Regions from separate parts of the Homo sapiens genome. Here region 1 is linked to region 2. A link is a loop called in an ENCODE intact Hi-C map of the cell type or tissue named here. Cell type or tissue: gastrocnemius medialis. All regions are shown on one strand. Links, peaks and the distances in the headings refer to the core of each region. The heading gives the core; the rest is flanking DNA. Region 1 has its middle 390 kb from the start of ACTL7B. Region 2 has its middle 290 kb from the start of ACTL7B.

What was found. Peaks named below come from ENCODE experiments on the same cell type or tissue, not always from the same donor. Only the 100,000 strongest peaks of a DNase experiment are listed, where the experiment ranks them.
Region 1: a loop joins it to region 2, with 8 times the contacts of the local background. A loop is called at or near these places in 20 of 110 quality-filtered maps.

The regions. Positions count from the first base shown.
Region 1 is chr9:108,458,643-108,475,218 of GRCh38, forward strand. No RefSeq gene overlaps it. Among named protein-coding and RNA genes, the nearest start is that of ACTL7B, 390 kb to the right of the region's middle. In gastrocnemius medialis, for the core only: a CTCF peak has its summit at 9,883 (motif pointing right); no DNase peak of the experiment used is centred there; H3K27ac peaks cover 1,187 bases.
Region 2 is chr9:108,557,672-108,574,247 of GRCh38, forward strand. No RefSeq gene overlaps it. Among named protein-coding and RNA genes, the nearest start is that of ACTL7B, 290 kb to the right of the region's middle. RefSeq lists a silencer at 4,684-4,881 and an enhancer at 8,256-8,375. In gastrocnemius medialis, for the core only: CTCF peaks have their summits at 8,283 (motif pointing left) and 8,488; a DNase peak (open chromatin) is centred at 8,300.

The DNA of each region.
Region 1 (16,576 bases), core at 5,043-13,042, 98 kb before region 2:
TATTACATTTTTTCATTACTATCATTTTTGTCATTCCTGTGACTTACTGAGAAAAGAAACACAAGCTGTCTTATAAGAAGATAATAAAGAAAGAACATCATCCCTCAGTCCATACAAAAAGGAAGCCCAGGGGAAATATAGCAGACAACTCAAAATCAAATCTTTGTTTCTGTTTTCTAGTCCATTGAGAATTATCTAGTCTCTACTTTGTCTGTTACAGTTTTGAGAGGCAACTATTCTGTCCCTCAAAACATAACAGGGAATGAACCATCATTCTCTGGATTCAACCTCAGAGACTTAGTCTTCTCAATTACTTTTACTAGTGAGATTTTAATATTTATTTATGTATTTGTTTATTTTGAGACAGAGTCTCGCTCTGTCTCACAGGCTGGTGTGCAATGGCGTGATCTCAGCTCACTGCAACCTCCGCCTCCCAGGCTCAAACGATTCTCCTGCCTCAGCATCCTGAGTAGGATTACAGGCACCTGTCTCTACATCCGGGTAATTTTTGTACTTTATTTCATTCTCAAACACAGAATATTATAATATTGTGATGGTGGCATGTAAACCACTTATAAGCCCAGCATATAATTCAACAAACAAAAGCATTAAGAATAACTATAGCCACAAAAATTCTATTGAATATACAATATAAAAAGAGGTAAGCCCTGTATCAGTAGCATCAAGTGAGGGAAGGAGAATAAAAGTGTAGAGTTTGCCTATGCAATCAAAGTTAAGTTATGAGCTTAAAATAGGCTGTAATAACTATAAGAGGTTCAAAGCAAAATTCATGGTAACCATAAAGGAAAAACCTACAGGAGATACAAAAAAAAATAAAGAGAGAAGAATCAGAGCATATCACCACAAAAAATCAAACCACTAAGAAAAATAGCAAGAGAAGAAAAGAGAAATAAGAGAACTACAAAATAGAAAACAGTTAACAAAATGGCAATAGAATTTAGCTATCAACAATACTTCAAATGTAAGTGGATTAAACTCATCAATCAAAAGACAAGAGTGTCTGAATGGATAAAAAAAAAAGTTCCAACTATAAGGTGTCTATAACATACTCACTTCAAATTTAAGGACACACAAGGCAGAAAGTGAAGGAATAGAAAAAGATATTCCATGCAAATGGTAACCTAAAAGAGTAGAGATTGGCTGTATTATATCAGATCAATAGATTTCAAGTCAAAATATTTCAAAAGAGACAAGGAATGTTACTATATTATGATAAAAGTGTCAATGTAACAATGATAAATATATATTCACCCAACTTCAAAGTACCTAAATATTTAAAGGAAACACTGACAGATATAAAGTTGAAATAGACGGCAATGCAATAATTGTAGAAGACTTTGATACCCCCATTTCAGTAACAGATCATCCAGACAAAAAATCCATAAGGAAATAATAGGCTTGGACAACACTATAGACCAAATGGACCTAAGAAACACATGTGGAACATTTCCCCAGCAACAGCAGAATATAATTTCTTCTCAAGCATCCAGGGAACATTTTCCAGACAGATCACATACTAAGTCACAAAACAAGTCTCAATAAATTTTAAAGGATTAAAATCATCCCAAATATATTTTCAAACCAAAATAGAATGAAACTAGATATTAATAATGTAAGGAAAATGGGAAAATTCACCAATACCTGAAAATTAACACAGTTATGAACACCCATTGACTCAAAGAAGAAATAAAAAGAGAAATGAGAAAATATTTTGAGACAAATGACAACACAACATTGAAAAATGTATGGGATGCAGCAAATGCAGTACTAAGAGGGACATATACAGTGATAAACACCTGCTTTTTTTTTTTTTTAAAAAAAAAGGAAGATTTCAAGTAAGCTACCTAACTTTGTACCTGAAAGCACTAGTAAGAGAACAAACTAAAGTTAGCCAAAGGAAAGAAATGATCAAATTTAGAGCAGAAATAATGAGTAGAAAATGGAAAAACAGTAGAAAAAATCTACAAAACAGAGTAGTTTTCTTTAAAGATAAAACAATGACAACCTCTAGCTAGACTAATTTTTTTAAAAAAGAGAAGATTCAAATACAATTAGAAATATAAAAGAAGATATTACAATTGATTCCACAGAAATAAGGGATTATTACGAGCAATTATATGCCAATAAATTAGATGGCCTAAATGAAATGGATAAATTCATAGAAACATACAACCCATCAGGATTGAATCAAGAATTATTAATAGCTTCGACAGTCCAAAAATAATCAAGATAGAATCAGTAATTGAAAACCACCCAACAAAGTAAAGTCTAGAACCAAATGGCTTCACATTGAATTCTATCAAACATTTAAAGAAGAATTAATAGCAATCCTTTTACAACTCCTCTGAAAAACAGAAAAAGAGAGCACACTTCTGAACTTATGTTAAGAGGCCAGCATTACTCTGATATGAAAGCCAGACAAAGACACCACATGAAAAGAAAACTATAATCCAATATCTCTGATAATCATAGATGCAAAAGTCCTCAGGAAAATACTAGCAAATTGAATTTAATAGCACATTAAAAGGATAATACATCATAATCAATTAATGGGATGCAAGGACGGGTCAATATGCAAATCAATCAATTGCTACATCACATTATTGAAAATGAATAAAAGAATGAAGAATAAAAATCATGATCATCTCAATAAATGCAGAAAAAGCATTTGACAAAATTCAACATCTTTTCATGATAAAAACTCTTCACAAATTAGGTAAAGAAGGAATACACTTCAATACCATAAATATGACAAACACACAGCTAACATCATATCCAATGATGAAGAACTGAAAACTTTTCCTCTAAGATGAGAAACAAGGAAAGTATGCCTACTCTCACCACTTCTATTCAACATATGATTGGAAGCCCTAGCCAGAGCATTTTAGACAAGAAAAAGAAATAAAAGGCATCCAAATAAGAAAGGAAGTAGTAAAATTATCTCTGAAGATGGCACGATGACCCTAAAGTCTTCATTAAAGAAAGAGTTAGAACTAATAATTCAGTAAATTTGCAGGATACAAAATCAATATACAAAAATCAGTAGCATTTCTTTATGCTAATGAACTACCCAAAAAATTAAAACAAAAATCTCATTTATGATAGTATCAAAAAGAATAAATACTTAGGAATAAATTTAACCAAGGAGGTGAAATCTCTATACACTGAAAGCTATAAAATATTGATGAAAGAAATTAGAGAAGACAGAAAAAATGAATAGAAAGATGTCTCATGTTCATAGATTGGAATAATTAATATTGTCAAAATATCCATACTCCTCAAGGTGATCAACAGATGCAATCCCTGCAAAAATGCCAACAACATTTCTAAAAAAATGGAAATAAGAATCCTAACATTGATGTAGAACTACAAGCCTTTGAATAGCCAAAGCAATCTTGAGCAAGAATAATAAAGCAGCAGACTGCTGATTTCAAAATATGAAGCTACAGTAGTCAAAACAGTATGGTATTGGCATAAAAACAGAATAGAGAGCCCAGAAATAAACCCACACATTGACAGTAAACTGATCATGGTCAAGGGGGCAAGCATACACAATGGAAAAAGGATAGTCTCTTCAATAAATGGCTTTGGGAAAATAATATTTGTATGCTAAAGAATGTAATTGAACCCTTATCTTATACATATCCAAAAATTAACTCCAAATGGATTAAGGGCTTAAATGTAAGACCAAAACCTCTAAAATTCTTAGAAGAAAACAAAGGAAAACTTATTGACATTGGCATTGGCAATGATTACTTGGATATGACTAGTGACAAAAGCAAAAATACACAAATGTGATTATATCAAACTGTAAATCTTTTGCACAGCAAAGGAAACAATCAGCAAAGTGAAAAGGTAAACAACAGAAGAAGCATAAATATTGGCAAATTATATGTCTGCAAAATGCATAAGAACCCTTACCACTCAATAGCAAAGAAACAAGTGATCTGATTTAAAAATGAATAAAAGATCTGAATAGACATTTCTCCAAAGAAGACATACAAATGGTTAACAGGTACATGATAAGGTGCTCAACATCACTCATCATCAGAGAAATGCAAATCAAAACCAAAATGAGACATGACCTAACACTTGTTAGGATGGCTATGACCAAAAAGACAAAGTGAACAAGTGTTTGCCAGGATGTGGAGAGAAGGGGATTCTTGTACACTGTTAGTGGGAATATAAATTGGTATAGCCACTATGGATACAGTATGGATGTTCCTCAAATAATTAAAATTAGATCTACCATATGGTCCAACAATCTCCTTTCTTGGGTGTACACTCAAAAGAATTTGAAATCAGTACCTTGAAGAGCTGTCTGCACTCCCACTTTAATTGCAGCAGTAATACAATGACAAAGAAATGGAAACAACCTAAATGTCCACCAAGAGACGAATGGATAAAGAAAATGTCTATTTATATATATATATATATATATATATACATACATATATATATATACACATATATATATACATATATATATATACATATATATACATATATATATACACATATATATATATACACACATATATACATATACATACACACACACACAAGAATATTATTTAGCCTTGAAAATGAAGATCCTACCATTTACTGCAACATGGATGAATTTGGAAGACATTATGCTAGTTGAAGTAAGCTAGACACAGAAGAACAAATAGTACATGATCCCACTTATATCAAGAATATAAAATAGTCAAACTCAGAAGCAGAGAGTAGAATGGTGGTTTTCAGGGGCTGGAGGTAGGGGAAACTGGAGAGATGTTGCAAAGTATACATAGTTTCAGTTATGCAAGACAACTAAATCCTAGAGAACTACTATGCAGCGGAGTGCATCTAGTTAACAATATTGTATTATATGCTTAAAATTATGTTTTATGTTAAGTTCTTATCACACACACAAAAATAAAAAGAGGCCAGAGAGATAAAACTTTAGAGATGATGGTTATGTTAGTGTTTATGGTGATGATTTTGCAGGTGTATATGTACTTATCTTCAAACTCATCAAGGTGTATATATTAAATATGTACAGGTTTGCGTACATCAGTCATACCTCAATTAAGAGAAAAAGGTCTCAGCTGCACAGAAGTGAGTCTGATCAAGATTCTAACTCCCATCTTATCAGTTGTGGTCCCTCATACACCCATGGTGATGACCCCAGAATCCCATAGATAGATGGTGACCATTTTACAAGCACTCCACCAGGGTCAGAGGAGAACAAGAGGCTCAAGATGCTGTGAGCCTGAGGACTTAGTGGCTGTTCTTCAAATATCCTAGGGACACAGATAATTTAAGAGGGCTCCTTATTTAGGACTCTCAAAACCTCTTACCAAATGTGAGCCATGCTGGATGTTTGAGATGGAATAAAAGGAGTGGATGTGGGACTATGGGACACAGCCAAATTCCCAAGAAGAGAGCCAGAGTTGTGGCTGAGACCCAACCCTTGCCAGTGGAATTCAAAGGCCAGTGGTTGAGCAATGCTTTCTTGGCTTATTCAAAAAGGTGGTGAAAGCTTGGTGCCAAAGTACCACCGTCAGCACCAACATCTTTACTATGGTGCATTATTCACTTACTCCAGCTAGACCCTATTCAAAGCACACACTTTATACAAAGAAACCCATGAGGCGTGTATCATTTTCTCCATTTCACAGAGGAGGAGACTGAGCCCCTGAGAGTCTGGGTGAATTGCCTAACATCACACAGCTATTAAGGGCAGCCCAGTACTCTCTAAGGGATGAAAACTGTGAATTGATATACACACCCAGAGCCTCCACCAGCAGCCATAAAGTTTGCAGCCGAGACAAAGTAAGTTATTTAACTGATTTTATAGCAGTTCTGCCTTGCTTCTATTATACTAACAACTGGGCATTGTCCTCTTGGTGTAGCTGTAAGGGCTGTTATATGGTAAAGCAATTAATTATCTGCCTTTTGATATTTTCTCTTTGCTCTAGGAAGCCAAAATTGTTTTCTCTTTTTTTTTCAGTTCCACCTGTAAAGGAAATGTATGAAAAATTAGTTCTACTAGGAAATTCTATGATACCTAGACTGTAAAAAAAAATTTTATCTGGAATTTGCAAAATCTAGCATAATGTTTTACTATAGAACTAATGTGTCATCATTGGATCTAATCTGGCTGCCATTTATTTCTCTTCAGAGAAGCAGACTTGTTTCTTGTTCTCGATGAAATATGTCTTAAATTCTGAATGCACTGTGCTGTGTTGCATTCGTCATTACATAGCTACAGGGAATGAAAATGAAAACAACCAATTTTCTTAATTAAAGAGTTCTAGTAAGACAAGCATTGCTCTATGCACCACTTTTCATTTGTCTTGGCAAATAGTAACGACAATAATAACAATACTATGAATTTAGACAGTTCCTTTCTTCCAAGAAGTTCAAAGCTCTAATGCGTCATGAGAACAGACACACAGGTAGTAGTAAACTTGGAAAGGAGAAATAAATGTTATGTGTGCCATATTAAAACACAAAAACAAAACCACAATTTATTTGATGAATATTTTTTCTTCAGATGGATGCAGTATGGTGTGAGAAAGAAAAAGAAAAACACACAAAACTTAAGACGCAGATGTGTGTGAACCTCAGCCCTGCCACAAACTAGCTGGGGGTCCAGCCTTAAACAACTTTCAGCCTTGCTAAGTCTCAAGATTCTCACCTATAACAGAGAAATAGTGAATATCTGTCTCATATGATTATCATTGTGATAAAGTAAGTTATGTAAGGCACTTTATAGGTCACAAAGTCTCATAGCACAAATGTTACATTATTGTTTTCTTACAATGCAAGTAGAAAAAGTTTCAAGCAAGCTAACTTGCACAGCTGCACATCATCCCATCATTCTCCACAACCCATCCTCAGCTTTTATTCTCCAATTCTTGCACTGGTACCTGGAATGTTCATCAATCTTTATTGAAATGGGATGAATTAAATTCTACTAAATTTATATTCTTTACACAGATTCATAAAAACAACAGATATGGCAATATGATGTCCCATACCTTTTAATTCTAGGAGATCAGCTTTATAACCCACATGAACAGAGGCAGCTCCAAATTAACTTAACAGTAAGGATTTAGGAGGCTAAAAATTCTTCAAATGTCTTTAGAATTCAATAGAACACTTGCTTTTAAATTCAATTAATTGAGAATCTTTAATGTTTTTAAGATATATTTTAATCATTCAAGAATAAATAGGAATTTCAAAATAAATAGAAGTTGGTACTTATTTTCCCAACTCCCAAATACTTTTAGGCTATTAAACTCTCATCCCTTTGGGGAGAAAATAGTTTCGCAACAGAATTTCAACAAGGGAAAATTATCACCTGCAAGTGTACATCATATTACCACTAAAAAGGGCTTCCACATCTCTTGTTTTGTTCTGTTTTGTTTTGTTTTGTTTTGTTTGAAACCAAGTCTTGCTCTATCGCCCAGGCTGGAGTGCTGTGGCGCAATCTCGGCTCACTGCAACCTCAGCCTCCCTGGCTCAAGCGATTCTTGTGCCTCAGCCTCCCAAGTAGCTGCGATTACAGGTACCTGCCACCACGCCCAGCTAATTTTTATATTTTTAGTAGAGACATTTTAGTTTCACCACGTTGGCCAGGCTGGTCCTGAATTCCCGATCTAAGGTGATCCTCCTGCCCTGGACTCTCAAAGTTCTGGGATTACAGATGTAAGCCACCATACTGGCCTTCCACATCTCTTATCTAATTTGATCCTCATAGTAGTTTCCCATTCTACAGATGATGAGACTGAGTCATAGACCAATTATGTCACTTGATCATAAGCAATGAGGTTAGGACTAAAAACACAGTTCTTCATTGCCTGAAAATGATAATAACTCCAGGAATAGAAAAGTACCATGAAAGTACCCTCAGCTTTAAGCATTACACCAATAAATAAATGATTCGTTTGGCTGACTATATGAGCAAAGGAAGAGTAGCTTCACCAACACTGCCAACAAAAACTGAATAGCACAGCCAGCCTTTTGAACTTGGCCTACTCAGTACCTCAGACAAGGTCTGGGTGTAGGTTTAATAGTTATGGGTTGGTGGTGGAGGTTGATTAGGTTTTTTGGTTTGGTTTGGTTTTGATTTTGTTTTGTGGATTTGATTTTCTTTTCCCTAAAACTGAACTAACAATTATTTGACTAACTGACCAAATGAACTAGCGGTTTTGGCATCAAAAAGACATAACCTAAAAATAGAAAAGGAAACAAAGAAATAGAACAAGAAATAATGGGGTTAAGATGAAAATATAATGGACATTAAAATCAGACAGCAAAAAAGAAACAATAAGGAAATAAAGCACATAGATATTGCCCCTAAAGTAAGTATGTACTCCTAGAAAGCTGAAAAAAAGATAATTTTAAAGCATTTAATCACTTTTATACTTTTTACTTAATTGTTTTTGTTTCTTTGGGGAGGGGAAACAATGATAAAATGGAAAATAAATTTTAAATAATCACCCAAGATGCTGATATAAAATGTATTATTTATTTTATATTTAAACATTTCTAAATGACTTTAGGATGGATTACATATACTTTTTCCAAGTCCTTGATGAAAAGAGTAACTGCTTTGTGATTTATCTTTGTGTAAGTACAGTCTTCCACGTAGCAGATTTGTTTAGAATAAAATTCAGGCTGGTAGCAAATCCTTCCTGGGCTTCCCTGTGGCTCCTAGCACATTTCTCTGTGCAATGTCACAGAAAGAGCCAGACTGGAATAAGCAGCTCTCTCTTCCAAAGAAGCACTTATAAAAGTATATATACAACATGGACCGTCATGACTATCATCAGCCTTCCTACAAAAGATGCAAAACTTCCTTATAGAAAAATCTACCACACATTGAGAGCTTTGTGTTAGTCAGATACAATGCAAAGTCCTGAATATAATTTTTATTTTTATATAACCTTACAACAACCTCTGTGACTAGGTACTCATATTCTCACTTGACAGTGGAGGAAATTGAAACTAAAAGAAGTTCAGTAAGCAGCCTGTGATCAGAGGGCACACAAGTGTTGGAATTGGGATATAAACCCAAGTGTTCCAAGTTCCAAAGCCATTTTGGATGTGGTCACTGCTTTAGAAGCAAAGAGCATGGTCATGCCACTGTCATCTGCAGGCACACCACCAGGGCCAAAGTCCAACAATCCCGGATGTCAGTTTTCACAGAATTGGACTTGATCCTAGGAGAGAGCTTAGTGAGTTCCAAAGAATGGCAGATTGGCATGTACTTCAGAATAGTCATCTACTTTGTAATCACTCTCCCAGCATCATTTTAATGTCACTCCCTTCTCTATTTCTGCCTTTAGTTTTTATACTGAGAGGTTAACCCAAAATATACTGTGTTATCTTGCAGGGAGACAGTGTGGGAAGGCAGTAAGAACGTGCACTCACTCTGTGGAAAGTAATAAGGATAACAACAGTGACTAGCTATGAGGCACTGTCCTGGGGCGTCATTGATGCATTCTCTTCTAATCTTCAGCTATTCCATGGTGTATTTATCATCTCCTCACATAACAGATTAGGAACTTGAGCTCGGAGGAACTTCCGGAGTTTGGCTCCAGGCTCCTTCACTCACTCCCCGAATGACCTTGAGTAGCTTGGTCAAGCTACTCAACCTCCTGAAGCCTCAGTTTATCATCTATACCAAACTCATGGAACTACTGCAAATATATAGAGTAATCTTGACACACAAAGGCTGTTTGTCTTACTCTGTTCAATACATCTTTTCAACATCTAACAGAGTGCCTTAAAGTAGTAGTGAGGTAGGAGACCAGCAGGACTTTTTTTCCTAGTCCAGACAGGATGAAGTGGAAAAAACAGCCAGAACCAGCAGGTGGCGCTGAAAGAGATTGCTAGTTGCCCTCATTGCTCATTAGCATAATATATTCCCACCAGTGCCATGACAGTTTACAAATGCCATGGCAATGACCCGAAAGTTACCTCCTGTTTCCATGACAATGACTTCAAAGTTACTACTCCTCTTCTAGAAAGTTCTGCATAAACGACTCCTTGATTTGCATGTAATTAAAAATTAGTATAAATCCAGCTAGCCAATAGCACGAGTGCTAACTCTGGGCACATGGCCTTGAGTTAGCCATTATCCACAAAAAGCAACTCCAATTCAATAAGACATTGCTGTCTAACACCACTGGCTTGCCCTTTGGTTCTTTCCTGGGCAAGCCAAGAACCCTCCGCAGCTAAGCCCCAGTATTGGAGCTCACTTGCCTGCCTGCATCAGCAAAATTTGGTTATGGTTTAATTTGGTGTTGATATAGAGATTAGTTGATAGAAAGATGGAATGGTGTTGAAAGGATGATATGAAATGAACATCTGTGGATTAAATTCTCAGGAAGCAGGAGAGCCTGTCAGGCCTGTTGAAGAAGGAGCCCTGTGAACTGTGGCACTCATCTTCTCTGCCTTCAGCCTGCTTATCTGAGATACGAATTTAACTGCAGGTCGTTGGAGATAGGAGAGAGGAGGATGGAAGAGCTCCTCCCCCACTGACTTCCCTCCATTGGTTAAAGTGTAAAACTCCTCCATTGTATGACCCCATTATGCTTTCTCCACTTCATGTAGTAACATGACCTGCAAAACCTGATGTGTTGTCCATTCCAGACCAATAGCTTTCTATGCCTCAAACCCCCCTTGATCTTTCAAACCTCTGTTGATTCCACTCCCTCATTTAGAATGCCCTTCCATCATTTCTTCTTGCCAAACTTCCAGATCCTCCTAGAAGAACTCAAATGGCATTTCTTTTCAGGACCTTCTTGGATTTTAGCACAGTTAACTAGATCAACCCAGCACAGTCTACATGGTGTCACACTAGATATAAATGTATGCCCCATACAACACACTCGAGGAATTAATTTCGCCTTATTCCTCTCTGTATCCACAGCAGATGCCCCAGAGTCTGGCCCGGGATACTTCTTGTACAGCTGAAAAAAAATAAAATGGGGTGAGATCAGAGTTCCCTTAACCTTGACCTCCGCAGTAGACCATAAAGCAAGTATATGTTCCCCAGGGCGTCGACGCCTTTATCCTCGGCTCCCTTTCTGTTTCTGCTTTAAGTATTAACAAACTCAACACGGCTGTGGTTTGCCTTCCACGGCAATGGAAACTAGATTGGGTTAGAATTATTTTAATACTGAAAATAGGAAGAACACTGGTGAGTCATCCTCCTTAGTCACCATGGGGCCAAAGTTTAGGACAAACCAAGAGGGAACTCTGCCCTTAACCACATCTGAAATGGAAAATGTCCACTGGCTCTCATCCCCACCATCCTTTACCATGATTCTTGGACTGGGTTCCATAGGAAGTGTTATAGAGCTGTTTTCCATTGGCATCGAGGTGAAGCATGGGTGGAATGTACCACAGTGACGAAAAGGCAAGCAGTGAGGGTGCAACACAAGGTCCTAGAGTCACAGCCCTATTGTCAGCCGTCTTTTCCTGGTGTTTCTGTGGCCTGTCTCTAAAGGTACCAAATGCTTAGAAGGCTGAGTTGTAACCACCAACATTATTGTGTACACATATCTGTCCCCTTTCTCCTCGCAACAAGAGCAGAGAAACTCTAAAATTAAGACAAACGAATTGGTACACTCTCATGAGTTAACATGTATCTATTGAGGGCCTATTATGAGCCAGGAGTTAGGCATAGAGGATACCATGGTAAGCAAATATATCCACAGCCCCTACCATCATGGCAAATAGCATTGGCATGAGTAGAGTGAACCCTGGAACCAAATCGCCCATCTAACCTGATTATCAACTCTGCCATCTGTAATCCACAGAACCTTGAATAAATGGATTAGCCTCTCTATGCTTCAGTTTCCTCATCTGGAAAATGGGAAGGATAATAATAAATATCTACCTTTTAGAGTCATTATAAACACTAAATAACACATGTAAAGCTCCTGAAAAATAGTAAACTCTCAGTAAATTTTAGTCATTTGCATTTTAGTGAAGGACACAAACATTAACCAAAATGACATCGAAAGAAACCGACGTGATTATAAATGAGCTACAAGTGGTATGATAGTGAAGGTGAACACTAGGCATGCCTATATGAGACTGGTGATCAAAAAAGACTTCCCTGGGGAAGTATATTGAAAAGGTGGGGTAGGAGTTGTTTAAGGCAGAAGCTCTGCGGTGAAGAATACAGAACACATTCCAGAAACTGGAAAAGCAACGGAGCATCTCCCACAAGGTTTAAGGAGCCTGCTCCAACATGACATGAACAGATGAGCTCACATTGGATGGAAAGAGCACCCACACAGCACGCTCAGAGGGAGTCCGCAAAGGATGCACAGTTGGCCCAGGTGCAGGTCTCCATGCTCCTCTACAACACAGGGCCCAATTTTCCACCCTGGACTCTGAGTGGTTTGGAATTATCACTGGAACCCTTGCGCAAAAACTGTTCAATGCTATTTTAGTGTGTTAGAGTATCTGTATGTGTTTCACAGAGTAAGAGAAAGGCAGGCACCTGAGTAAGGAGGAAATAGTCTGATCTCACTCTCCCTGCCCATAATTGGCCACTCCTTGCCTATGGCCATCACTTTCCCTATGGGCCCCTGAGGGAGAGACTCACTCACAGACAACTCTACTCCAGTGTGTTATGGGACTTGAGGAGACCATTTTCCCCTTTGAGAACTGAGTTTTGAGGCCTGGCCCAGTAACTCACACCCATAATCCCAGCACTTCAGGAGGCTAAGGCAGGAGAATTGCTTGAGGCCAGGAGTTCAAGACCAGCCTGGGCAACATAGTGTGGCCCTGTATTTACTAAAAATAAAAAAAAAAAATTTGCTAGATATGATGGCACATGACCGTAGTACCAGATACTCCTGAGGCTAAGGCAGGAGGATGGTTTGAACCCAGAAATGGTGACTGCAGTGAGCTGTGATTGCACCATTGCACCCCTGTCTGGGTGACAGAGCAAGACCCTGTCTCAAAAAAGGAAATAATAAGAAGAAGAGGAAGAAGAATTGAATCAGGTAAAGTCAAAGACCTTGTGTAAAGCCCCAGTTCCATTCACTATTCGTGACACAGCCCACTTTCCCATTTTTCTACCTCTTCTGCTTTAGATTCACATATCGCCAGATGTGGAAACACCTTCATTTTACTTAGTGGATATGAGGTGAATAACGTGCCAAGATTGGAAGAGGGAGAGGAGGAGAGAGAGTTTGGGCTCCTAATCAGGATGGATCAGCTGAGGCCCTGTGCAAAATTAAAATGCGAGACCCCTTTCTTAAAAAGTTAAGAATTTCAAGATGGCAAAAACACAGCATTCAGTCAAACACAGAGCCCTCTGAGCACAGGCTCAGTGCAACTGCAGGGTCACACACCCATGTAGCCTCCTGGCTCTGGATCTAATGCCCTTTCCTCTGTTACCTGCTGACTTCTCCTTTCTCCTCATTCCCATTCCCAGCCTCCATAGATTCTAAGTAACAAAGAAATAAATGCTATGTTTAAGTTTGAAAGACTGATTGGATTTATGAGAGAAAACTATGCAATCTCTGGGGAAAAAATGAAAAACAATTGAAGAACATCATCTCTTTTAATTTTTTTTTTTTTTTACCCTCTTCAAAGTTCTCTTTACTTCCAAGAAACGGCCATGTGAGCAGAAAAAAAAAGGCCAGGATACAAAATTCAGTAGGTTGGAGATTTGGGAATAAATCACACATTGAATTTTCTAAATAAAAGTCAGCATGTCCCTATGTACAACAGAGAATACCCCGGGCCCCAGAGAACAGCTCTGGACAGTTCCTATTTCTGGATTCCTGAGTGGGTTACTAATAAAGACCATCCACATTCAACAAGACAAAGTGAGATGCGGTCAATACAAAGCCCTGCCATTAGGTGGGTCACAGCCCTGATGGAATCAGCCGAGCTGAAAAAGCCCAGGTTGAGAGGGGCCGGTTGACATGATGCTTGTCACAGGGCAAAGGTCTCACAGGCCTGGCAAATAAAGTTAAAGGTACCACAGCTGGCTATATCAACAAAGGTATAAAGGCCATGGCATGGAAGGTGAAATTCTGTTCTACGTGAGCATTAAGAATGCGGAGCTGTAGGTAGGATGTTCTCTGCTTTAAGTCCTTCATCATAAGTGGTAAAGGATAAGAACATGGAGAAGTGTTGTAGGTCAGGATGGAGGAAGATCTCAAAATGGCAGCACCCATGGAAGAAGCTCTTCATCTGAAGAAGAGCAATCTCAAGGAAGTCCTGGGCGGCTTTGAAAGGCTGTCAGGAGGAAGCTGGATTCAGCATATTCAGTGTAGCTCAGGAAATCAAGAGATGTGGGTGGGTGAGTGGTATACACAGGAAGACAGGACAGGGACCTGTTCCTGGAAGTGGACGCAATGGGCACCTGTCCATGCTATATCAAATGCAGAGTTCTGCTGGATGGGACCCCCGGGTCCTCTTCAAAGTCTATGAACTCCTGGGAATCAAACACAAGAAAAGAGAGGGGATGTCTTGAGTCTTGAGGTGACCTAGTTCACAATCAAAAGCAACATATCTTAATGATTTTATAGTATCAAGGATGATAAGGGGGAGGGGAGCACAACATCAAGAAAGGGTTAACTGGAAGAACACAGGTTGGACACTTTACAAATTGAGAGAAGAGGTGCCCAGACACTGCTGCGGGCACACGATAGGTACTTGCTAGGACCAGGGCCAGGACAGATTGTTGGCTTAACACCGAGTCATCCTCAGGTTACCTAAGGCCGGCCTGGAATGAGGGAGTGGTGGCTGTTCTCCAAAGACATTTGTGTTGACCAGTCTTGAGCACAGATAATCAGCAGCAGCAACTTTTGGCTGTGATAAGGAAGAAATTTTTAAAAAGCTGTCTGCGTGTCTGCATGTTTTTTTGTTTTGGTTTGGTTTGCTTTTTTGCAAAACCTGGGTCCTGTTGCCTTTTACAATCATGTAGTGCCTTTGTCAAGACAGTCTGATTCCTTGTTTGTTTTCTTTGGATTACTCCACCCTGCTGTGGGAAAATTAACTCTTTGGCATGCCCACACGTATACATCCATGTAGACATCCACCCCCAGCAACGAATCCTCAGGAGCCCCACCAAGGCTACCAGGTTAAAGGAAGAGCTTAAAGTCCAATTAAAGTCTAATGAGCTCTGCTAATTGAGATTATTCTTGCAAATTGGTTAAAATTCTAATGAGTTGGCCTTAAACGGAACCTCCAGTGGATGTTTACTCTGGCTCTGCCCCAGCAAATTTGTAAGACAAATGCAATATCCCTGTCCTCACCAGCCTCAGTGAGAACGGGGGATAACATTACTGAATGCCAGATAGTCACAAGCATTAATCATCATCTTAGACTGCTAAAATGCTGTCAGCTACTGATACAAAAACTGAGATTGAACACAATGGGTGTTTTCTAGGAAAGATGCATCTGCCATCTGCTAGGCACTGAGCTAGGGGCTTTTGGAACTTAGAGCACACTCAGATAGACACTTGCCTGATTTGATTAGAATTCCCAAAGTAATCCTGTGTTGGGGAAAAGGGAGTCAAGAAAGAGGGATAGCAGGGGGGAGGGAGGGAGAGTTAGCCAACTATTCTTTCTGCTCCAGAGAGCAACATCCTTACAGCAAGATTTGGAGTTCATTCATTTTAGATTCTAGCTACAATATTACAGAGGATTTACAAATAGAGATTATAAATTAGTTACGTCAATTAAATATATGCATGTGTGTTTTAATCTAGCAGTAGTCTCCAGTGGGGGAAACGAAAGAGCCTCAATGAATCATGGCCTTCGGAGTCCCAGACAAGGAATGAGTTAAGTACTCACTGCTCTATCCCCTAAGTCTACAGGAGACACAAGACATCAAGCATCACATGATGTTTCTTTTGAAGGCTCTCTCACTCAGATTGAGAGGAGAACAAAAGCACCAGGGAATGAAGACAGCTTTCTCCACAGAATATGTCACTCTCCTGGGGGTTCAGCCTCCAGCTCTGACGTAGCTTAGAAGCGGGTATTTGATTAATGCCGGCAGAACCAGACCTGCAGTCTCTCAGTAGGTCTGGCAGAGGTGGCCCAGTACCTTGCTTTGGGATGTGAACCAATTGTGCTTTTCTCCTCCTCTGGGATTTTTGCTGAAATTCCAAGGAAAGTGGGAGAACCATGTTTAATATCCTGTCACATAGAATTATGACCCTCTTAGTCAGAAATCCTAAGTGCAACCAAGTGAATCCCTCCATCTAATTTAAGCAGAAACGAGATCTGTTGAAGTAGTACACAGAAACTCTGAAGAGAGCCAAGAATTCAGTCTGGAGTCTACACGGAGGAGCAACACCCAAACCTCTACCAAACTAGGTCTCAGACTCTTTCCAGAGAAGATGGAGTAGAATTTGTAGTGTAAAATATCTCAGATATGTAAGAAGAGTATATTAAAAGTTTATGAGCAGTCACAAACAGGGCAATTTTCTTTCCATTCAGTTTAACTAACAAGACACTTAGGGATAGAAGTTTCCAAGACGGAGCCACAATTTACCTATTCCAGCCTCTAAAACTA
Region 2 (16,576 bases), core at 3,955-11,954:
AAGCTGATTTTGGCATCCCGGCCAGCCATCTGTGCTGATATCTTACTCTCTCCTTTCACACCTCTCCTCACTGTACCAGAGGGACCTCTCTAAAATGCACATCTGATCATGTCATCCTCTGTTTACATATTTTGGGTGGTTCCCTGCTATCTCCAGTATCCATTCAGACTCCCTGGCAGGGTGGGCAAACAAAGTGCTTCTCAGATTGGCTTGGATCTACCACTCCAGCCTCCTTTAATGACACCTCCTCACCCCATCCCACCTCTTTCCCTTTTGGTGCTACACTTCAGCCAAACTAAAGAACTAGTTGCTTCTCAAGACCATCCATGCCTTTTCCTGCCACTATTTCTTTACAGAAGCAGTACTCCTTCTCGGACATGTGAAGCCAACAAACCCCTGTCCCTCAATACCCAGCTCAAATGTCAACACACATTTGCAGCCTTCCCTCACCCACTTATACTTTATATTAGAGAACATAGATATTCATGCCATTGCTAACACAGACATTCAGGGCATCACTCCAATGCCATCATTCATGGAGGGGTAGGGAAACATCACAGCCATTTCCAACCTCCAGCCCCATAGAAACAGAACAATGTTAATGAGAACACAAACTTTAATGTTAATGAGAACACAAACTTTCTCAGGGATAGGGTCACATCTTATTTACTGATATGGTTTGGCTCCATGTTCCCACCCAAATCTCATCTCGAATTGTGATCCCCACGTGTTGGGAGAGGAATCTGGTGGGAGGTGATCGGATCATGGGAGCGGTTTCCCCCATGCTGTTCTCCTGAGAGTGAGTGAGTTTTCAGGAGAACTGATGGTTTAAAAGTGTGTAGCAGATCCCCATTCTCTCTGTCTCTCCTGCCACCATGTAAGACATGCATCGCTTCCCCTTTGCCTTCCACCATGATTGTAAGTTTCCCGAGGCCTCCCCAGCCATGCTCCTGTACAGCCTAAAGAACTGTGAGTCAGTTAAACCTCTTTTCTTGATAACTTACCCAGTCTCAGGTAGTTCTCTATAGCAGTGTAAAAACAGACTAATATGTTTAACTTTGCATGCTCAGATCATAGGAGGTGTCATTAGATGTCACTGAGTGAATGGATAGATGAATACCAACTTATCTATATATGTAACTGAACTAGCACAACTGCTACTGCTATTCACATAAATGACCACAACTACCAAACTTACAGCTAATGTTTACTTGTTAATTATAAAACTATGATATTGTGCAGTGTTTCTCACAGGACGAGAAACAACTTAAGAATTTTTAAATTATGGTGACAGAATTCTACACGGACACAATGTTAAATAATGTTGGGCATGTTGGAAAAGTTATTTCTTTTCCAATTCTGTTTCAGACCTTCCAGTGATGTAAAGGAGAAAATCTCAGTCTGATGCCCTGTGATTTTAACACCTCTCTAAAACCATGCTAAATTTTTTGAACAAAGAGAGGGTAGATCTTAGGCTCAGAGACTTCAACAGAAATTAATACTTAGCTAAGATATAATAACAGTGCTTCATTCTCATTGTTTTTATTTTCATGGTTACTTTCCAATTAGAGAAAGCAATATTAGTGTTTTTATTTACTGTAGTAATATAAAGTTTTCTTGTTAAATGTATTTAAGCTAAACATTAGTCAGTTTAAAGAAACAGAAGAAAGAAATAATATTAGAGGTAGTTTCAAATATTGCAGAAATAGTGAGGATGGCACCCAAGTGCCCTGCTAGAGTGGATAGAGCTCTAGGCTTAGAAGGCAAAAGGCCTGAGGGGAATCATAAGTCTTTTGCTCTTGGGTAAGTTACTAAATTTCTTTGAGCTTTTTTTTTTTTTTTTTGAATTGGCAGAGTATGACTAGTAGTTGCAACTTTTCCTATTTAAATTTTTTGTGAAAATCAGATTAAATTATGTGCATGGAAATGCTTTGGAAATGGATAGAGAGTTACAATATTAAGATCTAAACAACTCAGCTATGACACACTGCACCATTCCTTCCCATCCTGCATACCCAGCGTGGTTGAAATTTAATTGAGTTGAGTTGAAGATGTTCACTTGTGCCCGTGAATTTAATCCTCCTCCTTCCCAAAATCCTGTTAAAATGACCAAAGCCATTTTTATGTAATAAAATATCACAGGAATGGTGTTATTAACCAATCAAAATACATGAGGAATTTTTGCCAGATGTAGGACATACCAGGACCATTAAAGAAATCACTGAATTGATCGACAAGCCCACCACCCAAGAAAAATAAAGGAGACAACCACAGGGCCAGTAACAGCATCCCCAACTCAGCCCCCACACCCTGAGCAACAGGGGCAGGAGGCCCCATTACACTGGGATGAGGACAAAAAGAAAGGGCCAACCTCAAACCCACAAATGACTTCTGGAAACTACCTTAGTCCAGGCAATCAAATTGGGGTCGGGGAGGGGCACTGGAGGGGTAGGGAGACATCACAGTCATTTCCAACCGCCAGCCCCACAGAAAGAGAATAAAAACATTAAATAAAGAAGTGATCTTTCACTTACAAACAACTGGCCCTCCAATTTAACAAAATAAAACTACAAGAATCTAAATTTTTCTTCTTTTTGCCCCTTATATCGTCATCAGGAAACTCCAACCAGGAATCTATAGAATGTATGGCCACCTCAACTTCAGATCCTGAATGAGTTCTCTGAGGATTTTGAGCTCATGGGAAGCTTAATATGAGACACTAGAAGAATGGCTCTGCCCAAAAAGTCAATAGTATTTGAAGCTCTATTGCTAGGACTAGAGTGTTAAGAAGAAGGGAGGTAGACAGGTGTGATCTGCTTTGCACGGATTAAACTTTACTTGTGGTAATTCCTCTAACCAATTCTAAATCCATGCATAATAAAGGCTGTTTAAAACATCATATGTCTGGAATCTCTCCCCCACCTCACCCTTCCTTCTGCCTCAGTAGTAAAAACCTGAGCCTAAGACAGGAGAGAAGAGGAGAAATTAAGGAAGTCTGAATGGGCTGAGTTAAACAGTTTTTCAGAATTTTGACGAAGAAAGATAAGAGACTAAAGTTAAAGCAGAGAAAAAAGAAAAAGACAGTAAATATAAATTTCTTACATTTTGCTGTTAGGAAATGATCCCTTTGAGGTTTTGTTTTGTTTTGTTTTTGTTTTTTGAGACAGAGTCTCACTCTGTCGCCCAGACTGGAGTGCAGTGGTACAATCTCGGCTCACTGCAACCTCCGCTTCCCAGATTCAAGCGATTCTTCTGCCTCAGCCTCCAGTGTAGCTGGGACTACAGGCAGGTGCCACCACACCTGGCTAATTTTTTATTTTTAGTAGAGATGGGGTTTCACCATGTTGGCCATGCTCATCTCGAACTCCTGACCTCAGGTGATCCACCGGCCTCGGCCTCCCAAAGTGCTGGGATTACAGGCGTGAGCCACTGTGCCTGGCCTTGAGGTTTTCAAATAATTTTATTAAATATCTAAATGTGTTCTCAATCACTTTTGGTTGTGGACAAAGACTTGGAGTGTGACATGAGCCCTCCCCGCCTTAACTGGGTCACACATACTTCAAGAGGGATAAACTGGAGGGTGTTCAAAGCACAGTGGCTCAAGTGTGAAGCCCTGAAATGGTGTTGCATGAACAAAACCTTGAAGAAATGGGCTACTTAGCTGACAAAAGGACAAGACTTGTGAGCAGGGGCTGAAGGAATGTATTTGTTCTACCCTAAGAGGGAGAATTGGGACAACTGGTAGAAACTGTGGCAGGGACAGAAATCTGCTCGATATTAGGAAACAATTTTTTTTAACTGAGAGTGCTGTGTGAAGCAGATTGAGCTTCCTAGGCTGGAGACAGGGATTGGAGATTACCTGTCAAAGAAAATACCCAAATTCGGTTTGTAGAATCTCTTCAATGGGACAGTTCAAGCAAGAGGGAGCTGGGGAATGAGGCTTGGTTTAATGATTTTCCTAACAGATACAAAGATGGGGGTGATGAGAGAAAAGGAAAAAAGTAACTGAATTTTAAAAGCCCAAAGTTTTAAGGCCAATAGAGGCCCCAAGACCAATCTTCGGATGCCAAGGACATTTTTCCTATTAGATTCATCAAAAAAGACATTCTCTTTTGCTAAACAAAAGAAGTTCCCTTCTGTTCTCTCAAAAGAAAAATAAGCAAACACTAACTATCCTCTAACTTGCCTGTCCAATTCTCCTGCCTTGGAATATCGCCCTAGACATAGTTCTATCTCCTCTCTGATGACAAGTTATACTTTCACTGTCTCACTGTATTCTGGCCTGAGAAAGACCTGGGGTTTGCCTGGTCAGCCCAGGCTACAGCTGACAATTTGCAATGTTGCCGTGGATTAAATACAGACTCCCAGAAGACAAATTCTCTTCTCCCAAGGGTGTCTGCCTCAGCAATTTCATCTCAAATGGAGAGTAAGACTGAACCAAACTCAGAGAATCCCCAGAGGAGGCTAAGGCCAGGAGTCAACACCAGCAGCTGAAATCCCCAGAAGAGATTGCAGACAGGAGCTGGGTCTTCTCCATCCCTGAACTAAGACTCAGGCAATAGCTGGCTGAGCGTGACTCAGAAGACATATCTGTGCCTGTGAACAAAGCCCAGGCCTTTGGGCTGCATGATCATCACATGACACTCACACCAGTGTGCCAACAGGTGAGCTGCTGTGACTAGCACATCAGATTTCTTTCTGTCCAGGCTTTCTGCAGAGTCCGCTCCTCACAGGTAAGGCAGGAAATCTGAGTAAGGCAACAGCAGCAACCGCAATGAGTCAACAATAGGATGAGTGAATATGCACATGAGGACCTATGACTGCCTTGTCCTGGGGAGGCTCAGGAGATTCACAGAAAAAGGAGAGATGGCCCCTGCCCTTAAGGAGCTCACAGTCCATTGGGAAAACAGTCACATGATCTCATCCTGGTAACATAACGGGGGGACACCCTCATAGAGGTGAGACCTTTGAGGGAGCACAGATAAGGGAGTGATGGATTATCCCTGGGTAGCTCTCCTGGGCATTATATCATCCGAGCAAGAAAACGTGTAGTAAGGAGAGGAAAAAAAAAAAAAAAAAAAAAACATGAGAAAATGCACAAAGGCAAGACATTTGCTTCAGCTATTTGCGGTAATAGTTTGAGTTTCATTTATTATAGAATTAAATACAAATGAAACTTCTGTAGATGATGGCCCCAATACTAAAAGTGTTTTGGTAGGTAGAATCAATGCCTTCCACTGATGGGACACCAGTGAACACTGATTGGTATCCCAGAAACAGATGTAAATTTCTATCCCAGAATGTAAAGTCTATCCCAGAAATAGACTCCAGAGCAAATTACATATATCTATCATGTCAATAAACATACACAAGGAATAGTAAATAAGGAAGGAAAAAGAAGGCTTCTTTTGGTTACAGAGTATTCAATTTAAAAAAGTGTCTGCCAAGCACAGACTTCCACTATGGGGGCAGAGCAGTAAAAATGACGGCACTGAAGGGCAGTGACTGGGAAAATGCTGGAAATGTGAATAGGTCAGGTCGTTAAACATGGACATAACTTCTTTCACTCTCTATAGGAACACTGAGTAAATACATGAGAGGTGAATTTCCATCAGAATTCAGCTGCCTCAGCCCTGACCAATGACCAATTTAGATGAAGATGTTTGACAAGACATAGTGGATCATGCTTCTAGTGACAGATCTGCAGGCTTTTGTCCAGGATAAACACCTTCAGCAAAACCATCCTTTCCTGACCTCCCAGGAGACTGTGGGATGCCTACTGAATGGAGCTACCTGCATGACCTAGATTTTTCTCCTTATAAATTTTAGAAAGAAAATCACATCACGGGTCACCAAATGAGCTGTCATTGACTTGGTCAAAGAAAAATCCATGGGCCGGGCACAATGGCTCACACCTGTAATCCCAGCACTTTGGGAAGCCAACAGGGGCAGATCAACTGAGGTCAGGAGTTTGAGACCAGCCTGACCAACATGGAGAAACCCCATCTCTACTAAATATACAAAATTGGCTGGGCATGGTGGCGCATGCCTGTAATCCCAGCTATTCGGGAGGCTGAGGCAGGAGAATTGCTTGAACCCGGCAGGCAGAGGTAGTGGTGAGACGAGATTACACCATTGCACTCCAGCCTGGGCAACAAGAGTGAAACTCTGTCTCAAAAACAAAGACAAAACCATAAACAAATGATAATTCCAGCAAACGCAGGTAACATTGCTCTATTATTTTATCCCATTTTACTGGAGGTGGAGGAGGCAAATAGAACAACATGCTTTTCTTCATATTTCATTTTTGAAAGCTATTTGAGGATAGTTATCTCTCTCAGATCAAAAGAGGTGGTTTTGGAGTAACAGAAAGTGCAGTAAGTAGGTCAAAGGGTTGTTTGTTTGTTTGTTTGTTTTAAAAAGCTGGGTTTACCTTACAGCCTCTAAATTTTCATCCTGAGCAGGTCACTCTGCCTCTCTGGGTCCATTTCCCAAGATGATCTTCTCATTTACCACACTTTTTTTTTTTGAGAGACTATGACTTCCAGGCTGGTTGATAGATTCAATCTTAAGATTCAGATAAAAATTTCATTCATTCATTTACTCAATAAATATATTGAACTCCTATTATGTATCAATAATTGTCCCAGACATTGTTTCAGATTTAATGAGTTTCCTCATTCTTTGCTCCAAAGAGAACTTGAGGCAGCTTGAAATAATAGTTCAGTACAATAAATACCAATTTTGAGAAAAATAAACTGAAATCAGGCATCATATAACCACATATGTGTAACATAAGGTCCTTCTTAGTTATTTGCTAGAGATAGGCCACTAGTTATTTGCTAGAGGAGACTAATTGTCTCTGAGCTTGCTAGCAGCCAATGCAAAGAGGGAGACACTATCTATTTCATAATTTTCTGGGTCTAAAAGATACAAATAACATCTAAGCTATTTCTGATACTGAGATCGAATATTTAATGTCAGTTTGTCATAAATACATCAAGCTACAGAAACCTTAATTCAGCAAACATTCACTCACATCTACTCTTGTGCCAGGTATTATAATGAGTGAGATGAGTAAAATCTAGTCTGTGCTCTTCAAGTTTTTCATGTTCAAAAACTGCAGATCAGGACTCGTAGACCGTCACTGTCAATTCCTCCCCATTCCTGAAGATGCCCCATCAACCCACCATGATGTTATGAGGCAACCTTCTAGAAATCTTCCTAGCTTAGGGAAAATTCCAGCAGTGTGTTGAAGCTGGGCATACAGAGATGGGGAGATGAGGGCAGGAATGGGGTGTTCTCTGTGGTTAGGAGACACAATGTCCCGTCTCCACCCATTGCAGCTCTAGAATGTGTATCTAGAACACAGCACATGGAATTTGCGGATGTTTTTTAAAGTCTTTATCATCAACAAAAAATCTGCTTTGCAATGCTTTAAAATGCCACCATTGGCAAATGAGAATCATCTGACCTGAAAGAAGCTGAAGGCCCCCTCTGTCCTGTCTAGAGGGCTGTGCTAATGCCAGGCCAAGGTAACCCATTTCTCCCCAGAACAGCCAGATTGCTCCTGGGTACACAGAAGTTGACTAAGAAAATATACTGCCCTTCAAAGGATCTGCTCTACAGATCTTTGAAGGCACCAATTTTATTGTCCTCATTGTCCCAAGAAAGCATCCCATCAAAACCCATTAAACAAAAGTGAGTCATGAAGCAGACGAGTGACTTACTCAAGGCCATACAAGGCAGAGTAGGAACTCGACTGCAGAAACACTCCACAACATGCCTAGACCCTATTTGGGATTTTAAATCTCAGCTCTGTTGGGACTGTGGCTTCCTGAGTATAGAGACCATGTCTTCATGTCTCGTTCATTTCTGCAGCCTCAGTGGCCTATCCTATGCCTGGAACAACATTAGGAGGTCACACTGTGCTGTTTGCATTCGGTTCTTACAACCCAGGGGTGGATGGACTCTATCTAGCACAGACTATCAATGCTGGAAGCACACTGGAGCACCTGGGAAATGTTAACAAAACATGGATATGTGGGCCCCACCCTGAACCAAGTGAATCAGAACTGCTGATCTAGCTCTTAAAGTACCAAAGCATGGCCATCTTGCCTCGGGCTGAAGCCCAAAGTCACAACAGATCTCCAAATGCATTGTTCTTTGAAGGTTAATTCCATTGGGATGTCCTTGCCAAGGCTTTCCCCATGGTAATCCCAGAATATTCTTCAAAAACCAAGGGCAGGAACCTATTCCCTGTTACTGTTCATACACTGCCATCTAGTGGTTGCTGTGGCTCTTCCGGGGGAGTGTCATAAAGACATAGTTGTGCCCAGCTGTAGCTGAGAGATTTCCTTGTGTGCCAGAACCCCAAGCCATTTTATTATTTGGATGTTCTTTCCTTGCAGAATGTCCCATGATTTCATCTCTTAGGGTATCTACAAGTCTTTGATTTTATTTGGATAGACAGTCCAGGGTGGAAGTGGAACCAGGCCCAAACTGAGAATCAGCAACCTGTATGTGGGCCCTGTGTGTGAGCTCAGCAATGTGCCAGTCATCAGACCCTGGACATGTCATTTAATTTCCTGTGCTTCAGTTTACTCATTTGAAAGATGAGGAGAATAACCCAGCCCTCTACATTACCAGAAAGTTTTTATATCAATGAGATCACTAATGTGTGAATTAGCACATTTGTCACAAACATCCACGATCATGAAAATAAACAAACACACACACACATATTCCTTGTTATGCGGGTCATGACACACGTGGTACATGGACAATGAAAAATAATTCACTGATTAAATACATGGAAGCTAATTTTGTGATTTTGAGTCCTATGATCATGAAGATGACAAAACTACCTTTCAAATGTGTGGCTTCGACTTTCTAACGGAATGGATAGAATTCACATCCCACTGAAAAGAGTTCTAGGTCCACTGGATTAACTGAAAGGTCACTAAAGCAGAGAATTCCTGAGATGGGTCATTAGTGTCTCCCTAACCCAGTCATCATTTTGTGTTTTTTTTTTTTTTAGACAGAGTCTCGCTCTGTCACCCAGGCTGGAGTGTAGTGGCGCGATCTCTGCTCACTGCAACCTCCACCTCCCGGGTTCAAGCGATTCTTCTGCCTCAGCCTCCCGAGTAGCTAGGACTATAGGCGCACATCGCCAGGCCAGGCTAATTTTTGTATTTTTAGTACAGATGGGGTTTTACTATATTGGCCAGACTGGTCTTGAACTCCTGAACTTGTGATCCACCTGCCTCGGCCACCCAAAGTGCTGGGATTACAGGCGTGAGCCACCATGCCCAATCCTCAATTTAAAGAGGCTGTTAGGAGAAGAAGACCTGTTGGTGGATTCTAACTCCTTGTGGAGATTCCAACCAGGAAACCTCCTGGTGCAGTCTCCATCCCGGGAAGACCAGGGGAGGTGGCGGGAAGCAAGTCAGGAAGTTGCAAAGAGAGAAGCCTCCTAGGAGCTTTCTACCTGGGGAAGTGCTGTATGCAGGTTCTACCTGGGGAGAGGGTGTCTTAATAAGGGGCATCTCAGAAGAGTCTTGCAATTTGAAGCCCACACAGACTCAAATCTATTCATTGGTGGGGGGTGTAATTTTCCATCTTTTGCCAATTGCACTTTTTAAAGAGCTAAGGGTCAGCTTACAGAAACTAAAAGATAGGACTTTAAAATTTATTTTAATGCTTTAGTCAGAACAGCAGCAAGTCTCCTACTCTGGTATGTGTAAGAATCACCTGGGAAGCTACTTTCAAATGGGCCCCAAGCAAAGATCCTGACTGCAGTGCTTTGGATGGAGCCCAGGATTTTTAATTTTTAATAGACACTTCCAGGTGATTTCATTCCAGGTGCTCCACAGATGGCACATTAAGAATCCTTGTTAAGAAATCTGATTTCTCCTAGGCTTTAGATGCTATAAAGCCACCAATTTTTATCCAGTGGAGTGGGACAAGATGTCTACTGAGATAGGTTAAAGCTCAGAATGGGGAGCAAATTCCCCTAAACACATGGTCTGGGAGGAAATCCAGTTCAGCAAAGCAGAGAAGCCAACAGTCTTGGCATCAGACAGTAGGTGGAGGTCAGGATCAAAAGACATAACGCAGCAGGTCAGAGGGCATGGCCAAGGTAGGCATGACAAGCATGGGGTGTTAGATGTCACAATTTCTCTGATTCTCACTGCAGGAAGGGAGGTTTCTATTGTCTCTATTTTATCACTAGGGCAGAGGAAGTCTATTGTTTACCCCTCACTGTATCTATCATACCATCACCTAAAGAATGCTGTGGTAGTTTCCAGGGCCCCCTCAGCAGGACATCGGGGCCTTTACACATGCTCTTTCCTTAACTATGCCCTCTCTAGTCTCTTCCCCCATCTTTCTCCCCTGTCTGGGGGACTCATGGCTAAAGACTGAACTCAAACATCTCTTTTCTTGCAAGACCCAAAATCAGAACAAATTATTATTGAGATTTTGAAGCACTTATTTAACAATAACTCATCCCCAGACATGAGCTAGGCATGTTGCAAAGGTATCTCACGTGACACAAAGATTGCACAGCTAGGAATTAATATCTAGAACAGGGATCAGTACACTATGTCCCCCAGGCCAACCGGATGATCACCTGTTTCTGTAAATAAAGTCTTTTTGGAATACAGCCATGCACATTTGTTTACATACTGTCTTTGGCCTTGGCAGGGTTAAGTAGTTACAGAAACTATACAGCTTCCAAAGCTGAATATTTACGATCTGGCTCTTTACATGAAAAGTTTGCTGACTATAGTTTAGGAAGATGGATGACATATCTAAGATAATCCAGTGGGCATTCTGAATCTCTCCTAAATGAATAATTTGAATCCAGGACTCTCTGACTTCTGAACTAATGCACAATCATGTTTTCCCTCTTTCTACCATTGGCATCTTGCTTGTAAGTCATTTAAAGCATTTGTCATCACTGTGCTCATATAGACGCCATTTACTTATTCAACCAATTTTTACTGAGCTCCTACAAATAAGATAGGGCTCATACCCTCCAGGATCTAACTACTGGAGCAATGACCTTCAAACTTTTCAGATTATTAACCCCGATCAGTAAAACAACTTTTGAGCACACAACCACAGTATAGGCATATTTATTAGTCACCAAATATACATGTTTACTATTGTAACAACATATTAGGCACATTAAAAAATATTCATGTAATTGAGATGAGAGTTCTATCCTATTCTTCCAACATCCAATTTTGGAAACCACTAGACTAGAGGATTTATAGGATGTGGTGGAAGGTGCTAAGGAGAAAGGTGAACATGGCACCTCTGAGACTTAGAGAGAAGAGAGGAATCAAATGTGGGAAGGGCTGTGAGAGGAAGTTTCAAAGGAGGGGCATTTGACCTGAGTCTTTGGAGATGAGCAGGCGATGATCAGGCAAAAAAAAAAAAAAAAAGGCGTGTGGAAGGGCATTCTAAACAGGGGAACCAGCTTGTCCAAGACACAGAGGTGAAAGTGTGCTGTCTTCAGATAATGGGGCTTTGGTGTCTATAAAAGGAGGCTAGAGGAAGATGAACTGGGTCAATGGGACTAGAACCAGTCTCTGCACAGCAGGGCCACGTGTTCCAGACTAAATCTGAAGTTTCTCCTGAAAGCAAAGAAGAGATATTTAAGAAGAGGATTGGCATTATGATGTTAGAGATCTCTCTGGAAACTGGGCGAAGGAAGGATTAGAGAGACTGCCAGCAGAAAGGTTAGTCCACAGCATTTCAGAATTTATTGAACCCAGGTTTGTTCCATTTCTATAATCAGGGCTTTCTTTTAATTGAGCACTCCATCAAAGTAATGGTGGTCATGTTCATCTTACTACTCTCCCCTTCTGCACCCAGCATTGAGCTGATAAATAGAAGCTAACGACTATTGGTTGGATCATATTGAAATGACACTTTGTCACATTTGCAAGAATGAGACTTCCCAGGGTGAGATCTTTGCTGCCTCTGTAAAACCACCATGGCCCCAGGTCTGTGCCTGAGATGGGGAGATAAAAGGACTTGAGGAGGCATGACTCCACACTATAGGAGCACCGGCCACACAGAAGGCCAGCAGCTGGGCTGACTCGGCACCTGGAGAAACTGCTGAGGATGTGTGTTAGACCAGCCTGGCCAAGTCCTCATCCCGGGCTGTGACTCACTGAATCAGTGGATGATGGTCTTGCCCTGGGCAGTATTGGGAGGCCAGCTGCTGACTAGGGCTCTATTGTGAGGCAACTGGTCTGGCACATGTGTAAAGACTGATGTTGGGTGCCTCCTGCCAGGGAAGTCAGAAGGAGCCCCCAGCAGCTCTGTGCTGTCAGAAGCAGAAAATCAGATGTCCACATCCTCACCCTCCTTGTCTTTCTAGCTGAGCACTGAAGAGCAGAGTTTGCCAAGGGCCACAGAAAATGAGCTGCTCTAGTAGGAGACATCAGGCTTGAACTAAAAACCACCCCAACAGCTTGATCTAAGAGTACCATTCGGGGACAAAAGGAAACCTGAGAGTAAAAAGAGAAAGCAAGCAAACAAACAATATAACCACATATGCATAACCCTAGATAATCCACCTCCAAGGTTCACAGAAAGCTAGCCGGTAGTGTAGTAAAAACAAGAGTAAGGTTTTGCAGAGGAAATCCTTCACATACTAGACACCAGGAATATGATTTCACATACAGTTTAATATAATTCATCATATTAATAGATCAAAAAAGAAAAATCATGTGCTCATCCCTATAAACACTGGAGAGGTGTTTGGAAAATCCAAAACCCAAGAAAACTATTTTTAAAATAAGAATATGCCAGGTGTGGTGGTACATGCCTGTAATCACTTTGGGAGGCGGAAACACGCAGATCACTTGAGCTCAGGAGTTCAAGACCAGCCTCAACAACATGGTAAAACCCAACGTCTACAAAAAATACAAAAATTAGCCAGGTGTGGTAGTACGTATCTGTAGTCCCAGCTACTCAGGTGGCTGAGGTGAGAGGATCACTTGAGTCCAGGAATGGAGGCCGCAGTGAGCTGTGATCACACCACCACACTCCAGCCTGGGTAATAGAGCGAGACTTAGTCTCAAAAAAACAACAAAAAATAAATAAATAAAAATGCATACTTATTCAATGGTACAAAGGCTATATCCCAACCTAAAATGCAGCATCATACTTTTCAGGAAAACAGAAGAAGCATTTCCATCAATGTCAGAAATAGGACAAGGTAGTTCTTTACCATCATTAGTATTTACACTTATTTTGGAGCTATTTGCCAGCACAATAGCTAAGATATAGAAATAATAGATGTTAAGAAATAAAAAAGAGGCAATAAATTCATTAACACTTGCAGATAATATCACTATTTGCTTAGACAATCCAAGGTAAACAATAAGCTTAAACCTCAGGATTTATAAATTCTTGAGTTTTTGGCGGTGGCATCAGAGAAATGAAAATAATCAAAAATATTTCCCCTGGAAAACATCGTGAACTCTCCCTGTTGATATTAAATGCACTAATCATGCCAAAGCGAATAGCATTGAAACAGAAATTTCAGTCTCAACACCACCATGACGTTTCATGTAAGCACCAAAGAAATACCCCTCCCCACAAAAAGAAAAGAAAATTCAAGAAAAGCAATTGACAAATGTTTAGAAACGATGTGAAAATTCTTCAGGTGGATGAATACAAAATTAATATACTGAAACCAATGACTTTCATATATGCAAACAAGAGCCAATTAGAAAATCTAATAAAAGGAAAACCCCATGTATGATACAAAAACAAGATAAAAGACCTAGCAATAGACAAGGTCAACATGAGGAAAACAGACCTACATGATCTACATACAAAAAATGTTTAAATGCTACTCAGAAAAAGAGAAAGCAAGCAGAAGGCATGCTATGCTGTTCAATAAGAACACTTGATATCACTTTTTAAAAATCAGTTATCTTAAATCAACCTACAAATTTGATACATTTTCAATAAAAAATAACAATGGGATTTTTTTTTTTTAACCAGACAAGAATATTCTAAAATTTACATAGGAAATAAATAAGAGTAATACAAAAAATGTCTGGGGGCAGGGGAGAAAAGAGTAATGAGTAGGACCAGCCTTACCAGGTATTTAATGTTTTAAAATCTATTAAAAATTAAAATAATGTGAGATAGTCTCAAGAACAGGTTGATCAATAGAATGGAGAGGAGGCCAGGAGCGGTGGCTCACGCCTGTAATCCCAACACTTTGGGAGGCTGAGGAGGGTGGATCACTTGAGGTCAGGAGTTCGAGATCAGCCTGGCCAACATGGTGAAACCTCTTCTCTATTAAAAATACAAAAATGAGCCTGGCATGGTGGTGTGTACCTGTAATCCCAGCTACTCAGGAGGCTGAGGCAGAAGAATCGCTTAAACTCGGGAGGCGGAGGTTGCAGTGAGCAGAGATTCTGCCACTGCACTCCAGCCTGGGCAGCAGAGTAAGTGGAACTCTGTCCCAAGAAAAAAAAAAATGGAGAAGAAAGTTCAAAATAAATACAAATGTATATTGGGATACATGTGAAGACAGGTAACATTTTAAATCAGTGGGTTGGAGAAGAATTTTTTGATAAATGATGTTTTCCCAACTAGGAAGGCATCTGGAAAGAAAAATAAAGTTGGATCCATACCTCACATCTTCCATGAAGATAAATTCTAGGTGTGTCAAAGATTTAAACATGAAAGAATAACATTTAAAAATGTTAGAACAAAGAAGAATCATTTTTTACATTTTCAAAGTAGGGAAGGCAGTCATTCTAACTATGACAGAAAACACAAACAAAAACAACAAAAAACTAATATGTGAGACTACATAAAAATTGCTACATCTGCCTTTTTTAAGTCAAAATAAAAGCAATCTGGGGAAAATCCTTGCAATACATATCATAGGTAAATGACTAACTTTTTTGAATTTACAAAAGAGCACCTACAAATCATTAAGAAAGAATGTAAACAGATAGTTCTTGAAATAAAATGCAAATGCTTCCCAAGCCATTGATAAGGGTGTCTCAGTATCACTGATACTTAGGGAAATGCAAATTAAAATCAAAATGAGATATCATTTATCACCTACCATTTTGGCAAAGTTCAAAATATTTGGTAACATATTGCATAGGCCAGGATGTGGGAAAAGAAGCATCCCTGACATGTCTGCTGGGACTGGGGATCGCCAAAACACCCATGAAGAGCAATGTGGCACTATCCATCAAAATGTTAAAAACACGTGTCCTTTGATCCAGCAATTCTGCTTCTAAGACTTTATTCTACTTGTCTGAAATGAGAAGTGTTCAAATATTTTCACTGCAACAGCCTTTGTACAACTTTTTGGAAACAGTACTTACATAAAGCAGTCTATGGGGACTGCTTAATTAAATTATAATGTATCCATATGTTATTTAAAAATAATATATCCATATGTTATTAAATTATAACGTATCCATATGTTATTTAAAAAGTTGCAGCAGCCCCATCTGTACTAAGATAATTTCTGTAATATACTTTCAGGTGAAAAAAGCCAGGTATAAAAAATAATAGAGAAAAGAAAATATGTTTGTACATGCATGGATTACCTCTGGAAAAAATACACAAAAGAATTGGTTATGATCAATCTTCTGAATAAAGAAACAGAGTGGCTAGGGAACAAGGGGGGAAATTCGTTTTTCACTGAGTATGCTTCTGTGCCTTTTAAATTTTGTAGCATAAGCATTATCTATAAAAAATTAATATAATTCTTTCAATATACACCATCTGCACCCCTCCCTGGTGTTCCTGTTTCTAGAATTGCAAATGGTGTATCTCAATACAGACTGAAAGGATCTGGAAACTGAAATGGATCTTACATCATCTAGTATGGTCTTGAATCTAACTCTTCAGTTCTCCTACAAACATGCTACTAAAAATGTGGTCTGCAGACCGGTAGTGTCAGCATCACCTGGAGTTTGTTAGGAACTCAGAATCTCGGGCCCCAGCCTAAACCCAATGAATCAGAAATTGTGCTTTAATAAGATTGGCAGGTGAGTCCTGTGCACATTCAGGTCTGAGAAAGACTGCTTTTGTCACATCACCCACTGAGCCTGTGCTGGAAAAGCCCTGGAGAAGGGGAGATTTCTTCCTTAAGAATTCACCAGTTCATCTTTAATAATTATCATGTACTGAGCACCAGTATGTGCCAGAAGGTCACCTAGATAATTATTCTTCATTAGTCCTCACAATAACCCAATGAGGTACGGAATTTCCCAAGCTGAAGGACAGGTACCACCAGTAGTGAGGGAAATGATTCTAGGCAAAACATCTGAATTGCGTATGTTCTTAGAGAATGAGACCATTACTTCCTTTTCATTTTCAATGCTTTTAATTATTCACAAAGAAAATCACAGTTTGGTTCTAGTGTGTCCTTCATGCTTCTTTACATTACTGATACTTGCCCCTCCTATTTCCCCCTTTAAAGCTAGAACCCTCTCAACAGCTTGGTTATTGAGTTGTTTCAATGAACCAAAGCTATCTTCCTATAACTTTCACACCCGTTATAATT